Regions from separate parts of the Homo sapiens genome. Here region 1 is linked to region 2. A link is a loop called in an ENCODE intact Hi-C map of the cell type or tissue named here. Cell type or tissue: dorsolateral prefrontal cortex. All regions are shown on one strand. Each heading gives the region's core, and the rest is flanking DNA. Links, peaks and the distances in the headings are about the cores only.

Evidence for each region. Peaks named below come from ENCODE experiments on the same cell type or tissue, not always from the same donor. Only the 100,000 strongest peaks of a DNase experiment are listed, where the experiment ranks them.
Region 1: a loop joins it to region 2, with 5 times the contacts of the local background. A loop is called at or near these places in 3 of 110 quality-filtered maps.

The regions. Positions count from the first base shown.
Region 1 is chr6:39,367,586-39,382,971 of GRCh38, reverse strand. The region is part of intron 16 of KIF6 (kinesin family member 6); the gene reads left to right. All of the region lies in intron 3 of LOC107986594 (a long non-coding RNA gene), which reads right to left. Among named protein-coding and RNA genes, the nearest start is that of KCNK16, 53 kb to the right of the region's middle. In dorsolateral prefrontal cortex, for the core only: CTCF peaks have their summits at 5,140 and 5,340 (motif pointing left); a DNase peak (open chromatin) is centred at 5,311; H3K27ac peaks cover 1,756 bases.
Region 2 is chr6:39,663,223-39,678,608 of GRCh38, reverse strand. The region is part of intron 3 of KIF6 (kinesin family member 6); the gene reads left to right. Among named protein-coding and RNA genes, the nearest start is that of KIF6, 54 kb to the left of the region's middle. In dorsolateral prefrontal cortex, for the core only: no CTCF peak of the experiment used is centred there; no DNase peak of the experiment used is centred there.

The sequences.
Region 1 (15,386 bases), core at 4,196-6,695, 300 kb after region 2:
AAAAGAAGACATACAAGTGGCCAAAAAACATACAAAACAATGTTCAACATCAGTAATAATCAGAAAGATGCAAATCAAAATCGCAACGAGATACCATCTCACACCAGTCAGAATGGCTATTGCTAAAAAGTCAAAAAATAACGGATGTTGGCAAGGTTGCACAGAAAAGGGTATATTTATACACTGCTGGTGGGAATGCAAATTATTTCACCTCCTCTGGAAAGCAGTTTGGAGATTTCTCAGAGAACTAAAAATAGAACTGCCATTCAACCCAGCAATCCCATTACTGGCTATATACCAAAAGAAAAATAAATCATTCTACCAAAAGACACAGGCACTCAAACTTATGTTCATTGCAGCACTATTCACAATAGCAAAGACATGGAATCAATCTAGGTGCCCATCAATGGCAGATTGGATAAAGAAAATGTGGTACACATCATGGAACACTACACGGCCATAAAAAAAAACAAAATCACATCCTTTGCGGCAACATGAATACAGCTGCAGGCCATTATCCCAAATGAATTAACGCAGGAACAGAAAACCATATACCGCATGTTCTCACTTGTAAGTGGGAGCTAAATCTTGAGTTCACACAGACATAAAGATGGAAACAACAAACACCAGAGACTCCAAAAGGAGGTAGGAAGGGAAGTGGGCAAGGGCTGAGAAACTTCCTATTGGTTACTAGGTTCACTACCTTCGTGACGAGATCAATACAAGCCCAAACCTCAGCATCATGCAATATACCCTTGTAATAAACCTGCACATGTACCTCTGAATCTAAAATTTAAAAATGGAAATTTAAAAATAAACAAACAATGATGTGAAAAATACCACTCAACTCTAGGGGCAATTTTCATCTTCGGTCTGGGAAGCCATTTCCATGACTTTGTGGGCAAGAGATCTTCCATCCTCTCTGCTGCCCAGTCCCCACCCCTCCCAGGGATGGTCCTTCCAGCTGGGGCAGACACTTCCTGGGCCTTTGGAAAACTGCTGTATGTTTTCAATCACAGGCTTGTGCCTTAATTCCTCTGCTCATCTCTCTGGGAGTCTTCTGAATTACAGCAGGTGTTAGGTTCAGTAGCGCCTAGCTTTGCCTGAAGTAATCAGCAAACTTCAAACAGAAAGCACTTTGGCTGGAAGTCTAATTAAGAGCATTTGAAATACCTATTTATTTTAAAAGCATACTATCCCAATTAGAGAAGAAGTGTCAACATCTCCCAGCTGCCATTCTGAGATTAAATGCCATGTTGCCGTCCAAGCTCCTTAGGAGGTTGTCTGATGGAGATTTGGAACTGCCAGAGCTTGTGTGTCCCAGGTGGCCGCATTTCAGATGGGAATTCTCCTCATTGAGAGAAACCTCTCAAGACAGATTGCTTATAGAACCTTAACTCTCGCCCTTCAGCCCAGCAGTTGGGCTGAAGGCTAGGACAGAGGGCTCCGGTAAGAGTAAAGGCAGCCTACTCGGTGTATTTGGATTCCCTGATGTTTTGTAATTCAGGCTTCAGATCTAAGAGTAAAGAAGTGACTCAGTGGTACGCCCCCTTTCATTTCTGTCTTTTTTGTGTATCTTCTACTACCATCACCCTTTTCATTCTGTTCCCTTTGTCTGCTTCTTTTCACTTTCTCTCACTCTCCATTCTCAGTATTTCCTCTGTTATTGTTTCTTTCTTTTGCCTACATGTTCCTATGGTTTCATGAAAGTGTGGGTGTGATCGGTTTGGGTTTGTCGTGGGGAAGGGTGATGAGCAAGTTGGATCAGGAGAGTTTTTCTTATATGTTTTGCATAAGAATATGTCTCTGGATGTGTAAGTAGATGTGTGCCCAGGGAAATTTCTATAAAGGCAATCCCATATCCCAAAGGAACAAAGATTTAGTGGTAATGTGAGAGGCACCATTTGGAAGAAATCATTCATGGATGATGATAAGCCATTCCCAGTGGTGTGCTGAGCTGGCTCAGTCCATAAAAGCATAAACTGTTAGTACTCCAGGAATGTGGGGAGCCGTTTTTAAACAAAGATGTTATTAAAATTAAATTAGATAAGTTTACAATTAAATGTTATATTAAGAAACAAAGGTAACAAATACTCAAAATTCACCACTTCCTAGTTAATTTACTACATTGTGTTATTATCTGTGCTTTTGAAGTGATCTGTATCCACTGTATCTGTGTGGTGGGAACACTGTGTGACGAGGTGCTGCGGTGCCTCTCTTCCCAAATCCACATTTAGCGAGATCATACTGGTGGCTTCAAATCAGCCATGCTGGAAATATTTACACCAAGGAAATTGGCAAGTATTATAAATGTGGCTTTTTTTTTTTTCCAAAGAGTGGCTGTTAAACATTTGCCACCACACCAATGGCATATGGATGGCCCTTTCATGGCCGGGTGTGTGCGTGTGTGTGTGTGCGCGTGCATGTGCACACACGCGTGACTGTGCATGTGCTTTTATAAGGATTCCTACTCTCTTTCCTGGCTGAAAGTCAAGACTATGGTTCTTTCTTCATTTACAACTCACCCAAGATACATCAGGAAACATAAACATCTACCGAACCCTGGTCCTTTTAAAACTTAGTGGACAGGAGAACTAATGAAGACAAAAAGGAGGCTGAAGAAGCATTGTACCTTGTGAGCTCCCTAGATGTGACAGTCAGAGCTGGGGGTGTCTTTTAAGACAAACATCAATAACCATCTCTAAGAACATCATCAGGGCTTATAGGAGGGCTGACTCCCACACACTATTTCAGGAAACAATAGAACAATGTTATTTTTAAATTAGGCGTCAGTTGGAAATGATACTAACTTAACTAGATTCAGCTAGCTGAGCTGAGAGTGCTTTGCTGAATTCAGTTGTGTGTGTTTTTACCACTTTACTGTACTATCGACCCCAAATGATTTAGTATTGTTGATAATGCAGATGAGACTAATCAGCAAATGTTTCTTGAGTACTTTACCATGTGCCAGGCATGTTACTAAGTTCTCTACATGTGTTTCTTTCTTTAATGCTCACAACCCAATGACGTAGATGTTACTATTATCCTCACTTTACATTTAAGGCCCAAAGGGGTTAAGGAAACCTGCCTAACTTTGCTCCGCTGTGGATGCAAGGCCAGTAGCCTGGGTCCACAGCAGTGTTCCAGCCATCACGCTGCACTGCCCTTAGCACTTTGCCAGGCATCATGGAATCCACAGAGGGCTGTATCCAGTGCCTGCCCTCAAAGAGTTTCCAATCTAACCAGGATGAGTTGACATGTGCATAAAAAGACAACTCCTTTTTTTAAGTATCAGATTCAGCTACCTACATTCTTCCATTCACTGTCCTCTTCCCACTGTAGCCACAAAACCAATTCAACATTGACCTCCTCTGTGAAGCCTTCCCTGACCCCTTCTCCCAAAATCTGCTTTTGCCTCCGCCTCATGGGTCTCTGTTAAAGCACCAACCCTATTTTGTAATTATTTATTTCCATATATATTCTCCATGCTAAAATGTAAGCTCCAGGAAAGGTGGGTGCAGTCAAATTCATCTTCGAATCCCTAGCAGCCAGCACAAGCAATAAATAGGCCAAGTCAATGGCCAGATGAATGCTTCCCCAGGTGACTTCCAGACTCACACATTTTGCAAAAGCACAATGAGACATTTGAGCATAAAATAAAATAAGCCCATTTAAAAGAAGTAGAAGGCATAAGTGCTTTTGGACTCCACAGCTGAGCAAATTACAACACACAGGCAATAAATTTGGCTCTCTCTTGTCTAGCTGCTAAGCAAAAAAGAGGCACCCAGAGTTACATAGTTTTCATTTTCTGACAGCAGGAAGCATACTAACTAATTTATCTGCAGAAAATAGAATTTCTTCCTGGAACTAAATACAAGCCAGAATTTATCGTGCGGATCCTTGTATAAAGGACACTGAGTGACACAGTGAACGATGTCTTCAACTGCAGTTTTACAAAAGATACCGAAATGTTATTCAACCAGATGATTCTTGTATCGACCCTCTATAAAAGCTAGAGGCCTGACATTAAAGCATAGCTCACTGAAAGCGTTTATGTGAGCGGCCAAGATAATAGGATCCGGGTACTCAGCTTTCTGATGGCCACACAGAGCAGGACTAAAACTGGAAGAATCCAGCCCCAGGAACGTGGGCTGTGGCCTCTCTCTCAAATATCTCTTCTAAGCAATATTTGATCAGGGCTGGATCTTGTTCAGTTCACAATCAAAACCCTTAACAGGTGCCTGTGGTTAAAATTTAAAAGATACATCACACTACCAAGCAGCATGTGAAATGTGTCAGGTGAGAGGGACAGGCCATGAGAACTTCCCGTTCTTACCAGAAGGAGTGGCCCTGGGGGGTTGTCACCAAGACCACAGGCCTGGGCTGAGTCTTGAGGAATGGGCAGGATTCTGAACCACAGAGAAGAGTGGGAAATAGTTTGGGTTAGTTGGGGTGTGTGTATGCGTGTGTCTGTTGTGTATGTACGTGTGTGCTGTGTATATGCGGCATGTGGTGTGTGTGTATGTGGTATGGATATATGTTGTATGCATGTGTATATGTGGTATGTGTGCAGTGTGGGTATGTTGTATGTATTGTATGTATATGTGGCACGTGGTATGTGTGTATGTGGTATGTTGGATATGTTGTATGTGTTGTATGTGTGTTTTGTGCTTGTGTGTGTGGTGTGTATGTGTGTGTGGTTTGTGGGTTTGTGTGTGTGTGTGGTGTGTTGGTGGTATGGATATGTTGTACATGTTATATGTGTGTGTGGTTTGTGTGTTTGTGTGCGGGATGGGGGTTTCTCTGCATTTACGCTTCTCTGCGTTTACCCCTTGACCCAACTTCTGTGAAAACAGAGCTTACTGGAACATCCCATTTCCTCGACAGCGAGCATGTTTCATATACTGTTATAGAAGATAGTTATACTGATAGTATTAATTAAAAAAAGAAAATATCTTAAACTTAAGATCAACAAGTTCCAAAGGATGGCTGAGATTCCCCCACGAATACTACCTCTTGGGCACTACCCCTCTTTCCACCTCCCTCCTCCCTCTTCTCACTGCCCCAGGAACAAAGATCTCCTTGAACAAAAGCAGCCCCCAAGAACAAGCCATTCGACTGTGATGCCACGTGGAGCCCTGGGATTGCCACTGGCTGGTGTTTCACTACCTGACCCGGGAAATCAGGCAGAGGCAGCTCTGAGTCCCCTGCAAGGGCCTTACGGGTTGGAGAGAGGCTCTGAAGCTGCTGGCTCCCTGTTTCACTGCGTTGTTCTAGTTTAGTCCTCTGAGAGGGCTCTTTTCCCCCAACCAGCATTCCTGCAGTGACCTCTTGTGGCATCCCTGTTGTTCTTCAAAGACAGGCCTCGGCTGTTGATGCCACTTTCTCCCATTTGATGTAAAATTGGTAAAGACTGAGTTTTGAAATGCTTTTTGCAGTTCTGCACCTAGGGACAACAAATTTAAGAGAAAGCAAAAGGCCAGACTGTCAACCATTTATTCCCCAGATTTCACTGAGCACCTAGCATGATCCAGTGTGTGAAACTGGGAATCCAAGGATATGGAGAGGAGCCACTGATTGAGACTGAACTGAAACCGGGGTTGGGGGGGGATGGGGGACGGCAGGGCAGGCACAGTGGCTCATACCTGTAATCTCAGCACTTTGGGAGGCCAAGGTAGGAGAATCGCTTGAGGCCAGCAGTTGGAGACCAGCCTGGGCAGCATAGCGAGACCTCATTTCTAGAAAAGATTAAAAAATTAGCCAGGTACAGCAGCACATACCTGTAGTCCTAGCTACTTGGGAGGCTAAGGCGGGAAGATTCCTTGAAGTCAAGACTGCTGTGAGCCACTGCACTACAGCCTGGGAGACAGCAAATTTAAAAAAATAAAAAAGAAAAAGAGAAAACAACGGAAGGGGATCTTCCAGCATCCTCTAGCCCAGTGGTCTGCAAAATGTGCTCTGTGCAGCCTAGATGGTCTCCACAGCCCCTTCAGGACCACGAGGCAAGGGTGAGGACAGCCACTGTGCAAACAGCGCAGCTTTGGGATTCTCGCCCACTCAAATTCAACCAAAACAACTTCAGATCTTTTTTTTTCTTTCCATTAAGCTTGTATTTGAAGAAAGAGTTCTGCAGCTTTTAATATATCTTCTTTCTTCCAATATCATGGCTCTGTTTAAAACATTTCCAAAGTCAGATAGTCCAAACTTCCCCTCCCCAGAGCTATCTCAGCTCCCTCTGGGCTCACACAGAACTCTGCATATCCCTCTGTGATGCAGCTAGTCACACTAGACAGTGATGATTAGTCTGTGTCTCCCACACTGGACAGATTGTCTTTCTTTCCCCAACACCAAGCACAGTGACTGTCACGCAGTAGGTCCTCCATAAGTGTTTATTGAATGAATGAGTGAAACTTAGGCATCACATTTTTGCCTTAAAGATGTGCCAGCAGCTGAGGGGCTCTGCGCTCAGGTTTCTACATCTGTAAAATGACGTGGTTGGACCAGATGATAGCCCAGTGCCGGGCACAGTTCCTGAGGCTTAGCTGGCCTTCACTGACTGCTTGTTGAATGAACAGATGAATCTCTAGCACTCCACAGCCCTCAAGTGTCACAGTATTACCTCTGTGAAGGCAGGCTTCCTTCAGACATGCAGAAAACACTCGCAACCTTGGTGCGGAGACATGGGAGAGCTTGGATGGATTACAGATGTTTTCACCCTCTCAGAAATAAAATTGTTGACTCCTTGAAATAAGGCAGGATATAAAGGATGCAGCTGCCCTCTAAGGCTGAGATAACATCTCAGTTGGTTCCAAAAGAATTCAGGTAACTCTGTAAAACCATCAACAGTGTGTCTCACCACTTAATTCTAATCCACAGTTGCTTGTGAATATAGGGCCATCCTCAGTGACATGAGGTCCTTAGCCGAATTTCCATGCTCAAGGGAGAGGCTGGGAGTGAGGAGGAGCCTGCACACCATTTCCCTGCCAGTTCCCAACTGCCAAGGGTTCAGACCCATTGAGTGGTTTAAGGCTCCTGCACCAACCATTCTGGAGGGCAGAGGAAGACTCTATGTCAGCCCTGGTGCCAGCCTGCAATAGCAACTGTGGTTTAGCAAAAAGAGCATTCACCCTGTGTATTGGTCAGGGTTGTCCAGATAAGCAGAACCAATAGGAAATATATTGATATATGGAGAGAGATTTTTTGGAAGGAATTGGCTCACTCAGTGTGGAGGCTGAGAAATCCTATGATCTGCCATCTGCAAGCTGCGGGCCCAGGAAAGTCTAGCTGTAGTTCTAGTCCAATCCTGCAGGCCTGGGAACCAGGGCAGCCAAAAAAGTAAGTCCCAGTCTGAGTCCAAAGGCCTGAGTGCCAGAGTGCCAACGTCCAAGGGCAGGAGATCGATGTCCCAGCTCAAGCAGAGAGAGGAAATTTGCCATTCATTACTCAACCATTTTTGGTATTTTTGTTTGCTTCTCTTAATATTATTTCTAATTGAAAAGCCATAATTGTATATATTTTGGGGGTACATTGTGATGTTGTGATATGTGTATACAATGTAGAATGTTTAAATCAAGCTAATTAACATATTCATTGCCTCACCCATGATTTTTTTTGTGGTGAGACATTTGAAATTTACTCCCAGCAATTTTGAAATGTCCATTATTACTCCTTGTGTTCACACTGCTGTGCAATAGATCTCAAAAACATTCCTCCTATCTAATTGAAACTTTGTACCCTTTGACCAACATCTCCCTCTCCTGACCTCCCACCCCTGGTAACCACCATTCTAGCCTCTATTTCTATGAGTTCAACTATTTCAGATTCTCACATAAGTGAGATCATGCACTATTTGTCTTTCTGTGCCTGGCTTATTTAACTTAGCATAATGTCCTCCAGTTTCATTCATGTTATTGGAAATGACAGAATTTCCTTCTCGTTTAAGGGTTAATAGTATTCCATTGTGTATATATACCACATTTTATTTATCCATTCATCTGTTGATGGGTTGATTCAATGTCGTGGCTATTGTGAACAATGCTACAATGAACATGGAAATGCAGATATCTCTTCAACATACTGATTTCAGTTCCTTCAGATGTATACCCAGAAGCAAGGTTGCTGGATCACATGGTGGTTCTATTTTAGTATTTTGAACAACCTCCATACTGCTTTCTATGACAACTGTACCAATTTACATTTCCACCAACAGTGTACAAGGGTTCTCTTTTCTCCACATCCTCACCAACACTTATCTTTCATCTTTCTTATAGCCATTTTAACAGGTGTGAGGTGCTATCTTATTGTGATTTTAATTTGCATTTCCCTAATGATTAGGGATGTTGAGCATTTTCTTATGAACCTGTTGGCCATTTGTTTGTCTTCATTAGAGAAATCTCCGTTCAGGTCCTTTGCCCATTTTTTTAATAGGGTTATGTGTTTTCTTGCTGTTGAGTTGCTTGAGTCCATTATATATTTTGAATATAAACCCTTTATCAGATGTATGGTTTGCCAATATTTTTTTCCACTCTGGGTTATCTCTTTAGTCTGTTGATTGTTTCCTTTGCTGTGCAAAAGCGTTTTAGTCTGATATAATCCAATTTGTGCAAGTTTGTTTTGTTGTCTGTGCTTTCAGGGTCACAGCCAGAAAATCATTGCCTAGATTAATGTTGTTGAACTATTCCCCTTATGTTTTTTTCTGGTAGTTTTACAGTTTCAGATCTTATATTTAAGTCTTTCATCTATTTTGAGGTAATTTTTCTTTATGGTTTGAGATAGGGATCCAATTTTATTCTTGAGCATGTGGATATCCAGTTTTCCCAACACCTTTTATTGAAGAAACTGTTGTTTCCCCATGTATGATCTTGGCACCTTGGTCAAAAATCAACTGGCCATAAATATGTAGGTTTATTTCTGGGCTTTCTCTCCTGTTGCATTGGTCAATGTGTCTGTTTATCACAGTGCCCTGCTGTTTTGATTACTATAGCTTTGTAGTAAATTTTAAAAACAGAGAGTGTAATGCCTCCAGCTCTGTTCCTTTTGCTCAAGATTACTTTGACTATTGAAGGTCTTTTGTGGTTCCAGATGAACGTTAGGATTTTTTTTCTATTTCTGTAAAAAAATAACATTGGAGTTTTCATAAGGATTGCATTGAATCTATATATTGCTTTGGGTAGTATGAATATTTTAACAATATTAATTCTTCAAATCCATGAATACAATATATCTTTCCATTTATCTGTGGTTTTTTTCCATTTCTTTCATCAGTGTTTTATAGTTTTCAATTATACCTCCTTAGTTAAATTTACACCCAATTTTTGTTTGTTTGTTCTTTGGGTTTTTTGTTGTTGTTACTATCATTAATGGAATTTTTTTTTAATTTCTCTTTCGGATAGTTTGTTGTTAGTATATAGAAATGCTACTGGCTTTTATATGCTGATTTGGTATCCTGTAACTTTACTGAACTCACTTATCAACCAAAAGTTTTTTGGTTGAGTCTTTAGGGTTTTCTATATATAAACTCAAGTCATCAGCAAACAGAGACAATTTCAGACTCCTTGCCACAGAGCTGACCATGGCTCTGGGCCACCAGCAGCATTGAAGGCCTCCACAAGACACAGTCACTACACTGCTCTAGCCATATTTACTCACAGACACCATTGATTACTCTTTCTTGCAAAAAAACGCAATCACATCCAAGAAGGGGCTGTCTATTCCTTTAAGCGCTGAACCCAGATGATCTTGTTACCAGTTGCCAGAGCCATTTTTTTCATCATGCAACTGTGCAGAAATCATGGCTGCTGCTTTGAGCAAATTAGGCATTTGACCAAACATATAGAAGACAAAATTCTAGCCTCTGCATCTCATCTGCTAGACTAGAATGTATTATGGCTGGCCCCTCTATCTGTCCTCTTTTTCCTTTACACATGATGAAAATCGCCATCTGTGCTCGGCAAATCTCGGACCAAGAAAGGCCTCGGTGTTTCCTAGGAACAGTTCTGTTGCATGTGTAATGGAGTTGGGTAAGACTTTCCCATCTCCCCAGAGAAGGTGATGATTAGTTTGGGAAAGAACAACCAACAGGAAACCAAGGTTGGCTGTGCTGAAATACAAATGATGGGTGCAAATAACCAACAGAAAGCTTTAAGTGGTATTTTGAAAATCCTGATATCTATTTGAGAAATAATTAGGGAGCTGTTGTAAAGAGCCAGGAGCCTGCCCAGGAGAAAGGGTAGAGTGAATTGTGAAGGATGCTTCTACCAATTCCGTAATATTCTATTTAAAATTAAAAAATGAAACTGCAGCAAACTATTTAGATATTTCAAAATATAGTCAGTACATGGGTGTTATTTATCTCATTCTCTGAACTTTTTGTGTTTGCAATGGTTTATAATAATTCCCAGAACTCTATGAAGGATTAGATTCCAAGGCTTCATAGATCAAATAAAAATTACTGTTTTAGTGGAATCATTGTGATAGAAGTGGTAGTAAAAAGTGAATCCCAATTCAATTCTGATTAATCTTAATTCTCCTTACTACCATTTATGTCAGGATCATTTTACTTAAAGGTGAAAACAGAAAATTTACCACTTATTTTCTTCTCCAGGCGCATTGTAATTTTTGGTAGGGACTTAATAGCTGTTGGTGGTGTGCCTGACATGAGTGATACAGGGAAGTGCCCTGAAGGTTACTTTTTTGTTGTTCTCCCACCGTCTCTTCCCATCTTCATAGGAGGGAAAGTTCTTCCTCTGCCCCTGGATGGAAATTGATCAACCCCATAACTGAATTGGTCATTCATTGTTAATTACAAACCAAAAAGAGTGGTCATTTTATATAGTAATTGCAATCTTAATAATTCCAATTTCATCAAGAGATAAGACTTCTCTCCCTTACCCCAACTCAGGCCAACTGTGAGGAGGAGAGGGAAATAGTCATCTCTCTTTCTAACTCCCTCCCTTCCTTAGCCTGCTAAGGCTCGATTTCCTCAAGAAGGGATTAGAGGAAAGAAGGAAGGGAGGAAGGGCCATTGGTAAAATCTCACTTGAATGGTTCTGCTGTAATGTGGCCTTGGACTCTCTGGGCCTGGTAGATATTCAAAGCAGACTCTTCCTAATTTGGGGTGGTTTCATGGGTCTCTGGAGATCCCTCACCAGCAGGTCCCTTAACTTGAGGGAATGTGCCTTATTGGGCGGTTCCTTACCCAATTTGAATCTATATGGGTCAGGGTCCTAACAAGAAGCAGATGTCAGCACTCAGATGAGACGTTGTGAAGAGAATTGGATAAAGACCTATCTACAGAGGCATAAGCAGAGTGTAGGGAAACTGCAAGGGAGAGCACCCCAGAGATAGTCACTGCAGCAAGGCAGGAAGCATTGCTGTCCCTAGGCCTGGACAAGACAGGGAAAAGTTACTAGAATTTAAAGACTGTCAGGGCTGTGCAGAAAGGCCCTGGCCATCTGATACGAGCTGTGACCTTCAGTCAAGCCATGTGTCCAGCTTGTGACCCCCGCAGAGAAGTCTCCCATGAAGAAACAGCTTGGCCTCTCTCTCCTCCTACCCTCCAGTTACTTGCTGCTGTTCCCCACTGGAGGAGCCCAGACAGAAGGCAGAGGGTGTAAGGAAGGTAAAAGAGGGTGGAGAAGTCAATGAGCTAGGAATAGGCCCAGCATACCACCCCCAGGTTGCCCGCCTCCAGGTTTCCTTCTCCTGCATTCCCATTGCCCCTCTAGGTGGCCCCGTGAGAAAGAATGTAAGTGTCAAGTGTTGTGGTAGAGGAGCTCAGAGGCGTGCTGGAGCCAGCTCCCACTGGCTCACAAGGGCTGATCGTGTACATTTTTTCCCAACTCCAAATTCAGGAACATCATGTTGGTAGACTGAACAGGAATATTTGTACCCCAAAAATTGGCAAACACTGAAAATCAGGGCTTTTTTCTTCCAGAGAGCTGGTTGTTAAACACTTACCAGCACACCACTGATCCAAAATGCCCCTAACCTCCCTCTCTTCTGTGCTTATAGCCCATGTTGGGTCAACAGAAACACAGTAGTAACCCTGCTCTTGCCACTAGCAGATCATCAGCCCATGCCCCACCCTCTAGAGCTCCTGAATAAAAATCGACAGTAGTGCACTCTGGCCTTCTTGCCCCCCACCCCCAGCACCCACACAGATCCCCGAGAATTCTCAGCAAACTTTCTGCGTGGTCTCTCGGGCTCCTTCACTGCCCCTGAGGGAGGAAGAAGCATCTCCACACACACCACCCCCAAGGAGGGAGAGGAGGTAGGCTTAGGCAAACTGCTAGCTCTTTTTAAAGGAATTCTTGTCAAACATTTATTTTGGCCCTTTTCAAATGCTGATGTGAGTGTTTGGGTTGTCTAGCCAGCTCTCGCCATTTCACTTTGAAAATGTGCCAGTTCTACTGTGTGGTCTGTCTCAGAACTCACTTTTGACTCCAATATATGATAAATTATTGCCAAATGAAAGGATTAATTTACAAATTGGCTAGTAGCAGGTATGTTTTCCAAAAGAAGAGGGAGACAGCTTGATGAAGGATCCACAACTCAATTTTTAAAACTCCTGAAATTTCTCTAATTAGCCAGTCAAGAGAATCAATGGAACCCTACTAACCATCTTCATTAGAGGTTTTCATAGGAAGAATGCCTGTGCTGGCTCTTATAGGTGCAAGAAAAACTGCTCTCCCCAAAAGATCATATGCATCCTGAGAACACTGCCCCCTGGCTGGTCCAGTGCAATAAAGATGCAGCTGGACTGTAGGCATGCCAAGTTTCCTACTAATGTCTCTAAGAAGCCACTGCACTGAGCCATATGGTCACCACGAGTCCATGAGGCTTAAGTGACAGGAGGGAGAACTGCCAAGGTACTCAGAGCTTTGAGAGAAACCTGAGTTCAGAACTTCAGGCACACTTCCAATGGAGGAGAGAGAAAGTCACAGTGGACTGGAAGGCTGCCCCTGGAGGGGTAGGCTGGGAGAGGTGCTGTGCACCAGGGAAAAAGGGGAACCTTGTGGGTCAGACCCAGAAATCACCGAGCCAGGCTCTTAGTGGTGGTGATAAGAGAAATGCAGACCAGTAACCAAAAGATGGATCTGGGGTTCCAGCAGAAGGAGTCGTGGAGAGAGATGAGAGAGAGCTCCCATTTGAACAGAGGTGACCATGAATAGGATCCATGCCAAGTTCAAGCAGTAATAAGATTAGGAATGTCTTCCCTGTGTATGGTGTATGGCCCTAGGGTCTCCTTTATATTGCCGACTGACCCTAGTACACGCTGACCCTCTGACTTTACAGTCTGCCTCCTCCACAGAGAACATGCTGGTGAGAAGGAGCAGATCTGAAGGAGAGAGGCCGCCATCCCTGGGGGACAACCTTGGACAGAGAGGCCCACAGTCGTAGCAGGGAAGATTACTCACACAGGAAGAGATGGTGGATGGCCTTCTATGAGGGGACTGTCAGGGCCTGGGTTTTGCTACAAGCAGGCATCTGGCACGTTTCTGATTGTAATAAAGTACAGCCATTTATCTTCTCACAGAGTGCCCTGCTCTTCCTGAGGGGAAGGCAGTGGCAGTGAGCGCAGGGTCTGTGGCAGTGGGGGTGAGTGTGCCCAAGAAATTATCAGGTACAGCCATGTGTCCGCAGGGTCATTCAGCACACCCTTAAATCTGGGCATGCTTGGGTCCGCTAAGGTGTTACAAAATCAGCACCAGGATGGATGGCAGCACTGAGCACCCGTCGGCATGTGACGGCTCCAGCTGACAGTAAATTTGAGCCATTAAACAGGAAATGGTCTGATTGGGAAGCCAGAATCTTTGCCTCTGAGCTGCTGACCATTGTGGTAATTGAGCTATGAACACCATCAATCTCCGTAAGAATAGACACTTTGTCTTCTCAAACAAGGTGAGGCTGAAGTGATCTATGGTTGTGTGAGACAGCTGAGCCCCAAGGAGGCCCAGAGTGGGTATTCAGCAAATGAATCATTAGTTGGGTAGTTGGATGGCCAAGACGACCACCTGGAATGCCTCCTGGCTCTGATGTCTTGTCTGCCATGGTAGAGCCACATAACTCACTTCCCCTTCCCACGCAGGGCACTGGTTAGGTGACAGCCATGTGGGCCCCACAGCCTTTGCTCTACAGAGGCCCAGAGGGCCCCTTTTGGCTTTGGTGAATGCTTGGAAATTTCAACATCATCTTCTTTAGGATTCCTAGTCCAGCCAAGGGCATGGAACAGGCTGGCTGTGGGCATTCTGTGGGCTGACCCTGGAGAGTGGGTATATAGCTCCTCACACCTAGCAGGCAAGCTGCAAATGCCATATGGGATTGGGGCACAGGTCATGGATTTCGGTTATTAAAGGGCAGACTTCACAGGCCAGCACCAGGGGAAGACACTAAGACTGTCTCTCAGCCCCAGCCCCAGATCTGAAAGGCATTCATGGAAAAGAGCAACACCTTCAAATACCAACGACGAGTCAATACAGACTTCAATAATCTGCCCTGTGGCTTCCTTCATTATTGGAATCACTTACAGAGGAAAGAGCACCAGCTTTGAAATCGGACAGAGCCAGTTCTCCCACTAGCTCTGCTTACCAGCAGTGCCATCCTGGGCGATTACTTCCTCTATCAAAGCTCAGTTTCCCCACTTGGAGTGGGAGTTGTAGATTATACAAGACAATACATATGAAGTTCCTAACCCATGTAGCAGCTGTGCGATGGTTATGGTTATTCAGATTTTATCAAGCACCTACAAGGGCCCGATGCAGGCAGTTTCAACCTTACAGAGAGTGTGCTTTCCTGGTTGCAAACCCCTGAAGCCCTATTTACTTTTATCACAGTGGCTCCCAAATGTCTGGAAAGCAGGCAGGCATGTAGGGGACGTGCTGGCTCCTACACACCATCCTATCTAAACTTCTGTAGGGCCTGTATTCTCAGTAACTTCTGCACAGAGTACTTGCATTGAAACTGGGCTTGAAGCCATAAGCAGTGTTTCTTAACAAGGGGTGAGCATTGGAATCACCAGGGGACCCTATTGACAAATTTTAACTCAGTAGGTCTGGAGTAGGGCCCAGCTGTCTGTGTGCTTTTACAAGCTCCTTAAGTGATTCTGATGTGCACCCCCAGTTGAGAACCATTGAACCAAAAAAACTATTCTGCACATTTCAAATATCAGATAACTGCGTGGGAGAGAGAGCGTTTGAGAGGAGGGCATGGGGAAGTGGGACAAGGAGTTGCAGAGATCTTTCCAGTAGAAATTATGTCAGGAAGGAGGGGGTCCACATCTTGACTGGCCTTCCCAGCAAGAGCCCCTCTGGTCCTTGCACGGCTAATTCCAAAACACCCGTGACTTCAGAGATAAGGTCAGCCTGGGACTGTGCGTCTGTGCGTCC
Region 2 (15,386 bases), core at 4,784-7,283:
CCCATGAAGTTTTCTTTGGGTTTAGATTGGTGATCCCCACCCCACACCAAACTCAAAGTGGAACACAGTGGGAATGTTGAGGTTTATACCTCAAGCTATAACTCATCCTAGAGCTTTACCCAGTTTTGAAAGAAAGAAAAGCCTGGCCTGTATTTTAAATCTGTAAGTGAAATATTTATTGAAACTAGACTAAACAATCCCAGAGTCAGTTGAGATCTTAGAGGTCATTTGACCAAACTCTCCACCTGACACATGATTCCAAGAGTCAATTTAAAATTGTCTGAATTATACTCATTTGGGTATATACCCAGTAATGGGATGGCTGGGTCAAATGGTATTTCTAGTTCTAGATCCCTGAGGAATCGCCACACTGACTTCCACAATGGTTGAACTAGTTTACAGTCCCACCAACAGTGTAAAAGTGTTCCTATTTCTCCGCATCCTCTCCAGCACCTGTTGTTTCCTGACTTTTTAATGATTGCCATTCTAACTGGTGTGAGATGATATCTCATAGTGGTTTTGATTTGCATTTCTCTGATGGCCAGTGATGATGAGCATTTCTTCATGTGTTTTTTGGCTGCATAAATCATGCTGCTATAAAGACACATGCACACGTATGTTTATTGCGGCACTATTCACAATAGCAAAGACTTGGAACCAACCCAAATGTCCAACAATGATAGACTGGATTAAGAAAATGTGGCACATATACACCATGGAATACTATGCAGCCATAAAAAATGATGAGTTCATATCCTTTGTAGGGACATGGATGAAATTGGAAACCATCATTCTCAGTAAACTATCGCAAGAACAAAAAACCAAACACCGCATATTCTCACTCATAGGTGGGAATTGAACAATGAGATCACATGGACACAGGAAGGGGAATATCACACTCTGGGGACTGTGGTGGGGTCGGGGGAGGGGGGAGGGATAGCATTGGGAGATATACCTAATGCTAGATGACACATTAGTGGGTGCAGCGCACCAGCATGGCACATGTATACATATGTAACTAACCTGCACAATGTGCACATGTACCCTAAAACTTAGAGTAAAATAAAAATAAATAAATAAATAAATAAATAAATAAATAAAATTGTCTGAAGTCTTTTTAATAACTAAAAAACTTCCTGCAATATTCCACGTTTATCCATTTGGATCAAACCTGTTGACTTTGTGGTCCAGGTTTGCTATATCCATGTGAATTTTTTTTCTGTTTGATTTATCAAGAACCAAGGGAGATGTGTTAAAAACCTTCAGATGCATATATTTCTACTTGTAATTCTGTCAATTTATGCCTTATATATTTGGAGGTTGTGTTATGAGTTTAGAATTGTTTCACCTTCCTGAAAATCCTCTCTTTTATCCTATGTAATGACTGATTTTATCTCTAACAATTCTTTATATCTTAAAGTCTATTTTACAAAATTATAGGTCTACTATATCTTTTCTAAAGCCCACAGTACAGAATATTATATAACACCAGCAAAGGATCTGGGCCAGCATTCAGTAATCAAGCATATTGATATGATCACAATAAAATGTGTGAATCTTTACACTAAGTGGGATATATAAAAATATATATTTTTTGTTTTTATTTTCAAGCTTCTTATATCCTTATGCTTTAGTTGAGTCTCTTTATAAATGACATGGATGATTTTTACTTTTATTCAAGTTTTAGTCGATTTAGTGGTTTGCCAACATTTGCAATCATTTCTATCATATTTACTTTTCAATTTAACCTTTTTTTCTGTGCCTTTTTCTTTTTTCTCCCACCTTTCCTACTGCCTGTTTTGCTGACAAACTTTTCCTTATTTGTTTTCTCTGCTAATTATTTGAAAATTTTGTACTTTCTTTTCTTTTAGTGGCTATTGTTAAAAATTTTTAAACATACTTGACTTTATAAAGTCTAAAATTAATGTCGCTACTTATCTGATATATATGATTCACTTTAATCACATACCTCCCATTTTCTCTATTGTTAAATGTTTTAATTCTATCTTGTTTTTATATGACTCATTAGTAATTACTGTTATTTTATTTAAAAAATCTGTGCATGTTTAGCTTATTCCCCGTGTTATCCTAGTTTCTTTGCTAAGTGTTGCCTGTTTTCACTTCTTTCTGGTTTCAGTTTCCTTCTTCCTGAAGTACATCCTTTGATGGCTTATTCAGAGAGGGTCTATTAATGATTAACTCTTTCATTATTTATTTCATTTGATTTACATATTAGCTGGGTGTGGAATTCTTGGTTGACAGCATGTTCTCTCAGTATGTTGAAGATAACGATTCCATCACTCTTTAGCTTTTGCTTTTGAGAAGTCTGCTTTAGTCTAATTGGTCTTTTTCAGGCAATGTCTTTTCTTGCATTTTTTAAAAGAGTTTTACTTTGTGCAGGTGTTTTATGGTTTCTCAATGATGCATCTCAATGTGGATTTATTTTTATTTATCTATCCCAGTTGGAACTAATTGTGCTTCCTAAATCTGAGGATTCATGTCTGTCACCAATTCTGGAAAATTCTCAGCTAGTCTTTTTTTTTTTTCCATATTTCCTTTCCTCCATTCTCTGTAGTGCCTATTTCTGTAACTCATATTAAACATACATTTTTCTTTTCATTCAGTGTTATCCCTTAGACTTTGAAAAATATATTTTCTTTCTTTTTATTGCTCTTTCTTGCATTTTGAGTAGTTTCTTCAAATATTTCTTCTAGTTCATTAAGCCTTTTCTCACCTATGTCTAATCTTCCATTTAACCCTTATATTGAGTTTTTAAAGTTTCAATGGTGATATCTTCATTTTTAGAAGTTCTACTTGGTCATTTTTTTTTCCTATCTGTTTTTGTGTTTCATAGTGTCTTGTTATGTTATTATTTTTTATAACTTATTTTGGGTATTTAATAATTTTAAACATGTCTATTATATAGTCTTATGTGATAGCTCTTGTATGTCTACACTCACTCTTTGTTATACCTGCTGACTCTTTTATGGTGGAATTGTGTTCTTGTGGGTTTTGTTGTTTTAGATTGTGAGCTCATGTTTGGTGGGACATTGTCTACTGGAGTCCTGTTCTGCTAGTTTATGGGCACATCACTATAGAGTAGATTTATTTTTGCTTCTGCCTGCTACTTCAGGGCTAGTCATCTTCAAACCACTTTTTATATTACTTTCTGTGATTGAGATTTGCATGACATTTGGGTAGTACAAATTTACACCTCAATTATGTACATGGATAGAGTCAATGTTTACAAATACTGAAGGAAGACTTTTCCCACCCATAGTTCAGGTAGAAAGGCAAGTTTCTTTGACATTCCTATTAGTGATAGCTTCAGGTTTATAAAGCCATCTTCAATTCAAATTACCCACTCCCTATTGGCCTAAGACCCTGGTTTCTGATGTCAGCCTTCTTTCTCCATCCCACACTCCTATGTGTGCCCCAGGATTAGCTCATAAGCTTTTATTTCGATTTTCATTTACTTCTTTGTTTTGGGTCCTTAGATATTTTCCTTACATTTTTGCAAATTTATGCATTAAAAGGAGTATGTATTATATTTTATCCAGAATCTCTAAGTAGATTTTAGAAGGAGAGATTTTAGGCTTTCTGGACAGCTATAGTGGGAGAATTGAAAGTCTGAGTCATTTTACATTTCCCTCTCCTGTACTAATGCAATTAATTTGTTTGTTATTATTGTGCTGCAAGACTTTTTATTGATCCCTGTTACTTTTTAAAATTGTTATTGTTAGGTTTGGTTCTCTCATTCTAGCTTTTTTGTCTTTAATCCTGACTCAGTTATCTAGTATGTTAGTTTTACCTCCCAGCCCTGAGTCATTTGTAAATTTGATGTGCATATTATCTGGGTATTCCATAATTGTTTGGTAAAAATATTAAACAGGAGCCATTCATGTACATAGCCCAGGAATAGGCCACTAAAGATTTTCCTGTCAGTGGGTATTGATCAGAACTCTTTGAAACTGTTGCAGATGTCTCCAACTCTGTTTGTATATTTCAGTTCACATTTCCACATTTTACCCACAAGGCTTGTTCTTAGTCAACTTGCTCAGCTCAGTTCAATTTGGTTCAGCCCATATTTCTTAAGTGCGCACTCTGGGCCTTTGTGTATACGGTATGCATCTGAGATATAAAGAAGAAAAAGCCACAGCTCCTTCCTTCGTGATGCTCATAGTCTGGTAGAGGAAGAATTCAGGTAAGCAAAAAAGCCAGTCATATGATCATCTCTTTCTGCATTTTGCTCAGGATCAACTTCTACACGACTGATCTATAGCTTATGGCCCCTGTCCTCTTTCCTTTCTTGCTAAGTCATAGACATACCAGTTGAATTTATACAATTCATCTGTGGGGAAAGTTTCACAAGGCTGATTTTTCCATATATCTTCTCTGTATAATTTATTGTTAATAAATTCATTTAAGTATTTTAAAATCCTAAAATATATGTCAGTAAAGGGTGCTAAAATGTTAAACAAATATTACTTTCAGATTTTCTTTTCTTCTCTTTTTATTCCTATTCTATTTTCCCCCTTGGTTAATTTTATTTTTCTCAAAATTCTCCCTTTCTTTTCTAAACCTTATATTTCCCCAAAAGAATAGTACCAGATAGTCTCATATCAATTTGATCTTTTTTGGCCTGGTTCCTTATATTGACTTTCCTGTCCAAGTCTTTCTACTTGTTCTAAGACTTCATCTCATTTTTTATTATTGGCCTTTCAAGATTTGTTAGACAAACAGTTTTCAGTGAAAGAGCTTAATTTAGTTAAGCACTAAGTTTTTATCTGGGCTAGAAATTTTGGATCTTACCTTTACTCTTTTCTCACTATAACCCCAAACAACATTCATTCATCAGGAAAATCTGTCAATATTTCCTCTTTGAAGCATTTTACATCTGTTTCCAAAGCTTTATTCCCATATTTAGTGTCACAGTCCATGCCCTTATCTTTTCTCAGCTGATAATGGGATAACCTCCTAAATATTTCCCATTTCTTCTGACATTAATCTTAGTCTTTTGTTTTTCAAATTATGATTCATGTTCCTGTAGGTTATAAACTCAATTTACTTGTTCATGATCATAACTTTTTAGTGATGTAAAATAGAACATATACACAATATTGGAGTACATGGCACATAATAAGAGATTTCATGAAATTGTTTTAATTATTTACATATGTATGCTAAGTGTTAACTTACCACTTGTAATGGGAGATTATAATTGTGTTGGTTGTCCTTTGGAGGGGCATCTATCTAGCATCTGAACCTTTCCCCATGATTAGAATATTCTGTATTATATGAGACTTGGTAGGATGTAGGGCCTGCTTCCATTATAGAAGCTAAAAAATAGCCCAGGTCTTGTCTTTCCCAGCATCCCTTGCAGCTAGGTTGCTTACCTGTAACCTAAGCTTGCTTAATCAGATGCCTGGTTTGTTGAACTGGCACTTACAGAAGCAGGGAAAATGAATACCAAGGCTGCTGGTGGTGGCGGACACCAGCATTTGGCTTTTGAGGCAGCAGCGGCTGACAGCCAGTGATAGCAACAGGGTCCTCATCAGAATGGTTCTGGTCATGGTTTGGCTATGATTCTGGCTACCTCACTTCCTTTTGCTCCTGCCTATTTTCTGAGCTGGCACTTTAAACTTCCTGGAGATTTTATGAGCTACTCTAGTTTCTTTCAACCAATTTCTTTTCTACTTGCTATGGACTGAATTTTGTCATCTCTCTACTCCTCCATTCATATGTTGAAGTCCTAACCCCCAGTGTGACTATATCTGGAGGTAGGATCTTTGGAAGTAATTAAGGTTAAATGAGGTCATAAGAGTGGGACCCTAATCAGATAAGACCAAGACTTTATAGGAAGAGGAAGAGAGAAAGAGAAACCTCTCTCTTTCATGTGAGGATGCAGCAAGAAGGCAGCTGTCTGCAAGCCAGGGACCTCACCAGAAACCAAACCCTGTCAAGCCTTGATTGTGGACTTTCCAGCCTTCAGAATGTGAAAAATAAATTTCTGTTATTTAAGCAACCCAGTCTTTGGTATTTTGTTATGGCAACCCAAGCTGACTAATATACTGCTTAAATCAAGTAGAGTTGGTTCTGAAAAGAATTCTGAAAAGTTCATAGGGTTGTTGTAAATATTAACTGAGATTATGTATATTATCTGTCACATGGTAAATTTTCAACAAATAATTGTTATATTATTAGTAGTAGTATTCATTAAGTCCTCAAAGTCATTGATATGTTCTTGGAAACTATGGCTTTAAGCAAAACGTATAACAAAACCAATGTTACCATAAGCTAATTGATATAAACAAGAGTTAAGTTTCTAGCTGGGCGTGGTGGCTCATGCCTGTAATCCCAGCACTTTGGAAGGCTGAGACAGAAGGATCACTTGAGCACAGGAATTTGAGACCAGCCCAGGCAACATAGTGAGACCCTCTCTCTAAAATAAAAAAGTCAACTTCCTACACCGTATTTCTGGTCACAGAACTATCACCAAACATCTAAATAAAGATCAAAACACTTTTAATATTAAACATGTAAGGTAATTATTTTCCTGCTTATTTCCAGTTCAGGGTTGGCAACAGCTTAGGGTACCAGGTGGGAACCAACCCTGGATAAGGCACCATTCCATCACAGGGTGCATTCACACACTGACACTCACTGAGACTGTGACCATTTAAACACACCAGTGAATCTAACATGCACATCTTTGAAGTATGGGAGGAAACCAGAGTACCCGAAGACAACCCACAAAGACATGGGGAGAACGTGCAAGCTCCACACAGACAGTGGCCCTGGCCAGGAATCAGTCTTTTTTCTTATCAATATTATAACAAAACAATGTTGAATGAAATGACATAATTTGAAAAGCCCTGCTATATTGTTATTAGGGACAAAGCAAGGTAGAGCTTTAGAAAAACAAAACAAAGATGTGGGGACATCAGATACAGAGTTTTGTCATTGAGGGAAGTCAGCTTGAGATGTCTGGGATGGCGTGAGAAGCACAATAGTGGGGAGTGCCTGGAGAATGAGCTGAACAGGAATGACATAGGAATGTAGGCCTCAGCTGGCCATCAGGAACATAGGGCAGGGCTCCTTTCCCCTGCCAGCCTCAGCTTCAGGCACCAATGCCTAGGATAGAAGCGGGCTAGACCCTCACACCAATACCCTCACGGAGATAACTAGGAAGCTGCTGTTGGATATTATTATCACTAGAGTCTAGAGAAGTCTAGAGATCTCTCCAGGCATTGCAGTCCTTTGATGAAAACAGCAAAATCCAATGTCTGCCTCCAGGGAGGGTTGAGGCAGCTAAAAATGGGACATTCATTGCAAATATTGAGTCTACAAATACTACAAATCCTTTCACATCCTGCTTAAAGCACATTTCCTTAGTGAAACTTCCAGTCACCCCAACGGAAGTAAATCACTCTTCCTTTTTGGCTTTCTCAGCATTTGGTCTGTGTCTTTAGTAGTTTGTCTTGTGTATTGTGCATCATTTCGCCAACTGAACTATAAGCTTCTTGAAGTCAGGAATCCTGTCTGATCCATTGATATATTCCCACAGTAATTATCAAAGTGCTTTGTATGTGACAGGTGCAAAATACATATGGAATTAAAAACCAAATTAGTGATTTTTTAGATAAGTGGTGACATAATGCAGTTTATTTCCTAAAGCTGTTTAACTAAGTGTTAACTACTAATGAACTACAGGTGTGAATTATAGGTGACATCTACAATGCCCTCATATGGTTGGTTTGGGGAGGGTGCTCAAAGCCTACCCTTATTCAAACAGCCAGAGGCAGAAGGTAATACAGATTTGCATATTGATATACTATTTCTAAGGGAGGAGGACTCACTAAAGGCAACACCTAGAGCACTTTTTGAGTGAGCCAGACCCTAAAGTCAATAAACCAAAGTACAGTTGACCCTTGAACAACATGAATTTGAACTGTGCGGAGGATCCTATTTACTTCCATTTTCTCCCACCTCTGTCACCCACCCCGAGTCTGCAAAACCAATGCCACCTCTTCTACCTCCTCTTTCTCCTCACCCTACTCAATGTGAAGATGAGGATGAAGACCTTTATGTATGATGACCCACTTCCACTTAATAAATAATAAATATCTTTTCTTCCTTATAATTTTCTTAATAATATTTTCTGTAGCTTTATTGTAAGAATATGGTACAAAATTTGTGGAAATTGGCCATTTATGTTATTGGTAAGGCTTCTAGTCAACAGTAGGCTATTACTAATTAAGTTTCTGTAGAGTCAAAAGTTATATGCAGATCTTTGACTGCATCATTCAAGGATTAACTGAACTTTGTGAAAACACCTTGCCTTAATATCTGTAGTCTAAAACAGCATTATGATGAAGTGTCATCATATTAACAAATTGTTACTATAGAGATCTAGTTACTCTCCTTGGATGTTCCCCAAACGCTCTTTGAGGCTGGGGTTTCTGTTCCTTCTCCCGCGCCCAGAGTAGCCACATGCTGTCATGGAAAGAGTGAGGCAGAGCTTCATGGACTGCTCAGGGCGTTGTCACGGGTGTAAGGACCTTCTCACTTATCTGAATTGATGCCTGGTAGCTTTTTCCATTAAAAGACCCTTTCCCAGTGACTTTGAGGAGAGCAGGCCATCTGCTTTACACTCAGTCTTGTCTGGGCTTCTCAGAAAAGCAATTTTAAAGAAAGAGAAGCAAGCAACATGTGGTTTGCCATCACTGGCAATGTTTCCTTAAGTCTGCGTATGCTGGAGTCCAAGCCCAGATATTCAGGAGCCAGCTCAGCCAGCACCTGGCCACCTCTGCCCTGCCTCAATTACACCAGTTACTGCAGACTCCACACTGCATCACCAAAGGTGCCGCCCACCTCGTGCTGCCCCGCATAAGGTCTAAATATGTCTATTCTATTCCGGGGAACAGTACTTCTTAACATCTTGTTTGAGGTACAAAGCCTAAGTACCTTTGTGACAGAAGTCAGACGACAGAAAAAACCTGAGAGTTTATTATTACAATTAAAGCTTTTAAAGTAGCGGGCTATGAATGAATGGTAACATTTTCAAAAGAAAATAAACTGAGAATGGACCTATGTGAGATGTGGAAAATATTTTAAAGCAAAGGAAATGATTCACCACCTCAAAGACGTGAAACTTAGATGAATTATGCAGGTCAGCTTTTAACTTCTGTGGAGAGCCTCTATGTCTTGGATAAATCCATATGTGTGTGCTTTGCATAACACAGAAAATTATTTAACATTAGTATTCAGAGAGTAAAGAACTCTTTGAATGATTTTAGCCATTTCCTCTTAGAATCAGAGTGGTGGTGGTGTTGGGGGAGGTAGCATGACTTGTGGAGTAGAGCTTTGTTTACATAATGGACCCTTTGTAAAGTAATTAAAAAGTGACCTTTGAAATATTTAACTTGGTTTGTTTTGTTAGATTTTCCTATGTATTTATTTTTCTGTGGAGTCTGTTTTTGCAACTCTGCAAGATATCTAAGCGAACACTTTAGGATAACATATTTTATCCTTTGTTTCATGAATCAAATGGCTGTACAGGTATTAAGTAATAAAAAATTATTTTGAAAAATAAATTTATTCAAGTTACTTTCTCACCACTAGCTAAAATAAGGATTTTATGGACTAGTCAAAGTTGCTCAATATCTAGTCATCCGAATAAATGTTTCTATTATTATAATTTAAAATTTTTTTCCACATAAATTTCATTTTTAGATTTCATTTTTCATTACTGAAAATGGGCCTAAATATGTATTCACATAATTGCATTACTACTTTGAAAGTAATATAAAATATTACTTAAAATTATAATGGAGGAGGGTCTGAATTGTATTTGCGTTTCTTATTTGGGGGATAATTAATAATTAATTTACATTGGAGGATCTGGCGAGGCAGAACAGAAGCAATCAGGAAAAGTTTTCATGAGATGGCCTGGGGTTCTGGATACAGAAGGCATGTGTAGCAATTAAACTCGATCAAAAGTGAAATGGCTGTTTTGTGAAGTAATGAGCTTCTCATCACACGAAGTATTCAAGCAAAGCCTGAATGACTTTATACTGGAGATTCTGAGGTGCAGTGGGTTTCTTTATTCTGTGAGGAGATGTTCAGTAGGGAGACACTTCTAAGGGCTCTTTGGATTCTAGGACAAAAGTTCTAAATAGTTTAGTTTGTCCTAATTGTGTACTTTTTGTTGAATTGAGTCAGTGTTTGAACTTATCATATGATTATTTTTTTCTCCTAAAAAGAAAGCCGGAAGGAATCACTCTTAATTATTTAAGGTACAGTTGAACACTTAACCTTTTAAAACTTCAGAACCTAAAATAAATAGGTTTATTTAGATCATAATTCTGAAAGACATGTGTTAGTCTGTTCTTGCATTGCTAAAAAGGAACGCCTGAGGCTAAGCAATTAATAAAGACAAGATCAATTTGGCTCACAGTTCTGCAGGCTGTACAGGGAGTATGGTGACGGCATCTGCTTTTGGTGAGAGCCTCAGGAAGCTTACAATCATGGCGGAAGGTGAAGGGGGAGCTGGTGTCTTCTGTGAAAAAAGCTGGAGTAAGAGAAAGAGGGGCAAGGTACCACCCACTTTTAAACAACCAGATCTCTCATGAACTCAAAGCGAGAACTCACTCATCATCAAGGGGATGGCACTAAGCCACTCATGAGGGATCACCCCCATGATCCAAACACCTCCCACCAGGCTCTATCTCCATTACTGGGGATTACATTTCAATGTAAGATTTGGAGGGGACAGACATCCAAACCATATCAGACACAATCCTGAACACCATTATCCTGAATGTTGAAATCCTGAAAGATCAAAATTCCCAAAGTCTAAAATCGCTAACATCTAAAATCTCAGTAATTACACTCACAGGATAATTGCATCATGCTCAGCAGTACTATTACCTTGTTATTGTCTTTATTTGGAAATTAAGTATGTTTTAAGGAGATATGTATGGGTGCCAAGTTGACATAGAGTGGACTTGAAGACTTAATTTTAGGTGTCAGTTTGACTAGATTAAGGAATATCTAGAAAGCTGGTAAAGCATTCTTTTGGGTGTGTCTGTGAGGGTGTTTCCAAGGGAGATTAGTGTATGAGTCCGAGTGGATTAGGTGGGTGTGATTTGCCCACAGTGTTAGCGGGTGCCATCCTATTGGTGCTGGCCAGAGAAAACAAATACAGAAGGCAAACTGGTCTCTGAGAGCTAGGACAGACTTTTCTTCTGTTGCCTTAAACGTCAGAACTCCAGGCTCATTGGCCCTTGGATTCCAGGACTGACTTCATCCCCACCCCTCCCACCCCATCCTGAGGCTTTTAGCCTGAGCCAGCTATGGGCATCCCAGGGTCGCTGGCTTTCAGATGGCCTGTTGTGGGACTTCTCAGTCACCATAATTGTGTGAGCCTTTCCCCTAATAAATCCTCTCTCATTTGTCTATGTAAATATCCTATTGGTTCTCTCTGGAGAAACCCTGACTAATAGAGATTTGGTATCGGGAAGCTGAGTATCATTCCTTTTTACTCTATTTCTTACAACACAGTGAAAGAGATCTGTGAAACTGTTCCCGTGCAAAAAGGCTGTGATAAATTAAGTGTATGAGGAACTTAATGAAATGAAAGATAAAAGTTTAAAAGCTAATTATTATTGGTGCTGCAAAAGCAGAAAATTGCTTAATTGCAATGGCCACACAATTAGACTCTCAGATAGACAGAATATATTTACAAAATTTGTAGGCCACAATCCCCCTTCAAATACGAGTGCTGCAAGTGTTTCAAAGATCATAGAAAAAGTGAAAACACAGGCGAAAAATGCAAGAAATCTCCCCTGCCAAATTGTTCAATCATGTACGACTTCTGCCCCTTCACACATAACACCATGCTTGCCTTCAAAAAACATCCTTTGTCAGAGAGTAAAAAGAATTCGAGAAGCTCAGCAACTTTCTGGACCAAAGACACTTGCTAATATTGAGCTTTCTCCAGTGTTACAGAACACACTAGGTGGTGAATTATCCTTGACTAGAGATTTGACTGTAGAAGAAGATAGAGTTCTTACGTATATATTTACCACAAAATCTAACATAAAAACTAGCACTTTTTTCACTTTGGCTAATGGTTGGCACTTTCAAAGCTGTCCCCACTATTTTTTAAATCAACTGTATACAATTCATAGTTGTATATTCATATATACAATTCATAGCTCCTGTTAGATCATAAAATTCTAGAACTGATATGCTTGTTTATGTACTAATGACTGGAAAAAACAAAGTACTTTATAAATGCTTATTCAAAGATGTGGTGGACTTTGCAGAAGAAAATAGATTTCAACTGAATTGCCAAACCATAATGACAGATTTGGAATTAGGTGTGATCAAGGCTTCTAAAAATGATTTTTAAGGTGTTACCAACAAAGTTTGTTTTTGCCCAGTGCATTTGGTGAAAAATTCAGATGAGTGGATTGGCCACGAATACTTGAATTTAAAAATGCATGATTTGCCTGTATGACATTCCTTCCAGCTGATGACATTCCAGATTTTAATGAATTAAAACCACATTTGCCTGAAGAAGCCAGTGAAGTAACTGATTTGAAAATAATTATGTTCATGGTAGGATAAGAAGACATGGTGTTGCTGTTTGATCACCAGTATTGTTTCTGTCAAATTTGTGGTCTGTATATGAGTGTATGCAGAATGGATTTCCATGTACCCAAAACAACAAAGAAGCACAGCACAGAAAATGGGAAAATTTAATAGACACTCTTCATGTTTGTGCATGCCAAATAATAGAAGGATTTCAGGAAGATCAGCGTCACATAGAAAATTAATGTGAACATATTCTGCAAGGAGAGTTATGTCCTAAAAGAAAAAAAAAACAGCTCTTCACTGCGATGTAAGACTTCAAAATATAATTAATGATCGTGAAAGTTGGCCAGCTCTTCTGGACAGATCTGTGCAGTTGCTTATAGTCTATTCCTGTAATACACTTTTTCATGTTGAATTTTCTTTTTGGATTTGGGTTTTATTTACTTTTTATAGTTTTTTTAACTATTTAAAATTGTCGGCATTATTTTTTTCCAATTAATTATGCTATGTATTTCATCTTCACATCATTTCCAATACTAGAGTTATAAATTGTGTTGAGACTTTTAGAGAATTCTCATTTGTTGTATGCAGTTTTTGCAAATTTGACTTCACAAAAGTGCATTGTCACCACATTGACTTTGTGTGTAAGCATTGTGCATATTGACTTTGTGTGTAAGCATTGTGCATGTATGCAAAAACATTGTAACTTCCTCTCTAAATGAAGAGATGTCCATTTTGTACGTCTGCATTTGTGAAAGATAAAATTTCTCGAGATTTTGGCTCTTTGGATAACTGAATATATGGGGGTGACCCATCATGGTTTTCCATCAATTTCGTCTTAGGTTGTTCATTTTGGTGTTTCAGATGACCACAGTTATAAAGCTGGGTGCATGCAATTGCCAACCATAGTAGTATATGTTTATACATTTCCCTTTTCGACCTATTTGTTTATGAATACAGCTCATATGCTCATAACTTCATACTCTGCAACTGTCATTGTTATACATGAGGGTTTACACTTGTAAAAATATGTTATTATTGCCTAGTCTGTTGTGTAAAATGACCTATGAAATGTTTTGTCATGTTTTTGTGTTTCTCAAATAAATTCCCTTTTAAAAATGTAAATAAATATCTTTTAGAGAATATTTAAAATTATTCTTCCCAGATTTTGATCTTCCAGGATTTCAACATTTGGCATTACGGTATTAAGGATTGTATCTTTGGGGATTATGATTGACTCCCAAATTAAATCACATAGGGAACAAATGATTTATTCAAATTTTGGAAAGGATGCAAAAAAGCGTCTCTAACTTCTTACTCTCACAACTTTAATTCAAGCTAGAGAAGAGAAAAATATATATGTCTTAGCTATTTTTTGTCTTCCAGATCTCCTGTACTTCAAGCAATTAAATCTTGCTCCCACCCAGTTCATGTTCCTTCTTTACATATCTAATTCACTACCAAATATATTTCACAAATTTTTATGTGAAGTCAACTGTCATGAAAAACACTGTATATTTTGGGTCCGGAGGACACGAATTTATTTAGAAATATCTTGAGAGGACACATAATCCCAGCTCCTTCCGCATGCAGCCATCTGTCAGTGAGATGTTTAGGGGTGAAAAATGAGTTTAATAGTTTTCAGTCTCAGAATCAAGGCTGCCATCATGTGGGGGAAATTAGAGGTAATTGTAAGGTCATTGTCTAAGACTGATTGATGTTTCCAGAAATGGTGATTCTCAGGCTACCTTACCTTCTATTTCTTCTTTGGGATCGCTACTACCCCACCCTGAAACACCAAGCTTGAACTCTCTGACCTGCTTGTTTATGTCTTGACAATCCTAGACAATCCTTTGATTCTCTCCTTTCCCTGGTTTCTTATTATTTATAACAGTTATCACCACGTGAAATCATATTATATACAGCATTTATTTTGTTTTAAACTTGATATTAGTTCCAGTCCTAATTAGTTCTACTAAAATGTAAGCCTCATGAGGACAGGAAGCTTGCTTAATACATATAAGTACTAGGAACAAATCTTTCAACATGTTTATTGGCTTATTTATCTGCTTAGGTATCTAGTAGTGGTGATTAAATTGCTTTACATTTCTTTCTTAAAACTACACTGTCTCATGTGATGTGATCTCTGCCACACCTTCATTCTCTCTTTTGATGTCATTATAAAATGCTGTCTTCAGTCTGTACCTTTAAGGGAAGCCAAATATCACAACTGTTTTTTTCTTTAACAAAAGGCAATTACTTCTTTAGATTTATCTATTTTTTTTAACTTACTGCTCCTTGTAATTCCTTTCCTCCCTGCTCAGCTCATGTCTTAGAAGTGACTGTGCACTCTGCTGCATTGGCTCCGTTCTCTCCAGTTTGATTTGTGCTATATTCATATTTTATAAATTCCCCTCATCAACATATTTTCATAAAGCTTCTTATAGCCAAATCTAAAAGTGCCTGTATTATACTTATTCTGACCTTTCCCAGTTCCCACCTGCAACTGGCCATGCTTCTGCCTTTGGTTTCAGTAGCACATGGTCCCATGTGCTTCTTGAGGGATCTCTGGGACTGACTACTTTTATTTCTAACTCTGCAGTTTATGGCTTAACTCCCTACTTCTCCTCTTCCTGTCATCCATCTGCAATCACCAACCAAGGAACAAATCCTTATAGTCCTATACTTATAGTTCTTATTTTCCACAGTGTCCCTTGGAAATCTTGTTTCAAAATTTAAATTTCCTTGTATCTACAAATAGTCCAAAACAGATTTTTTTCCAT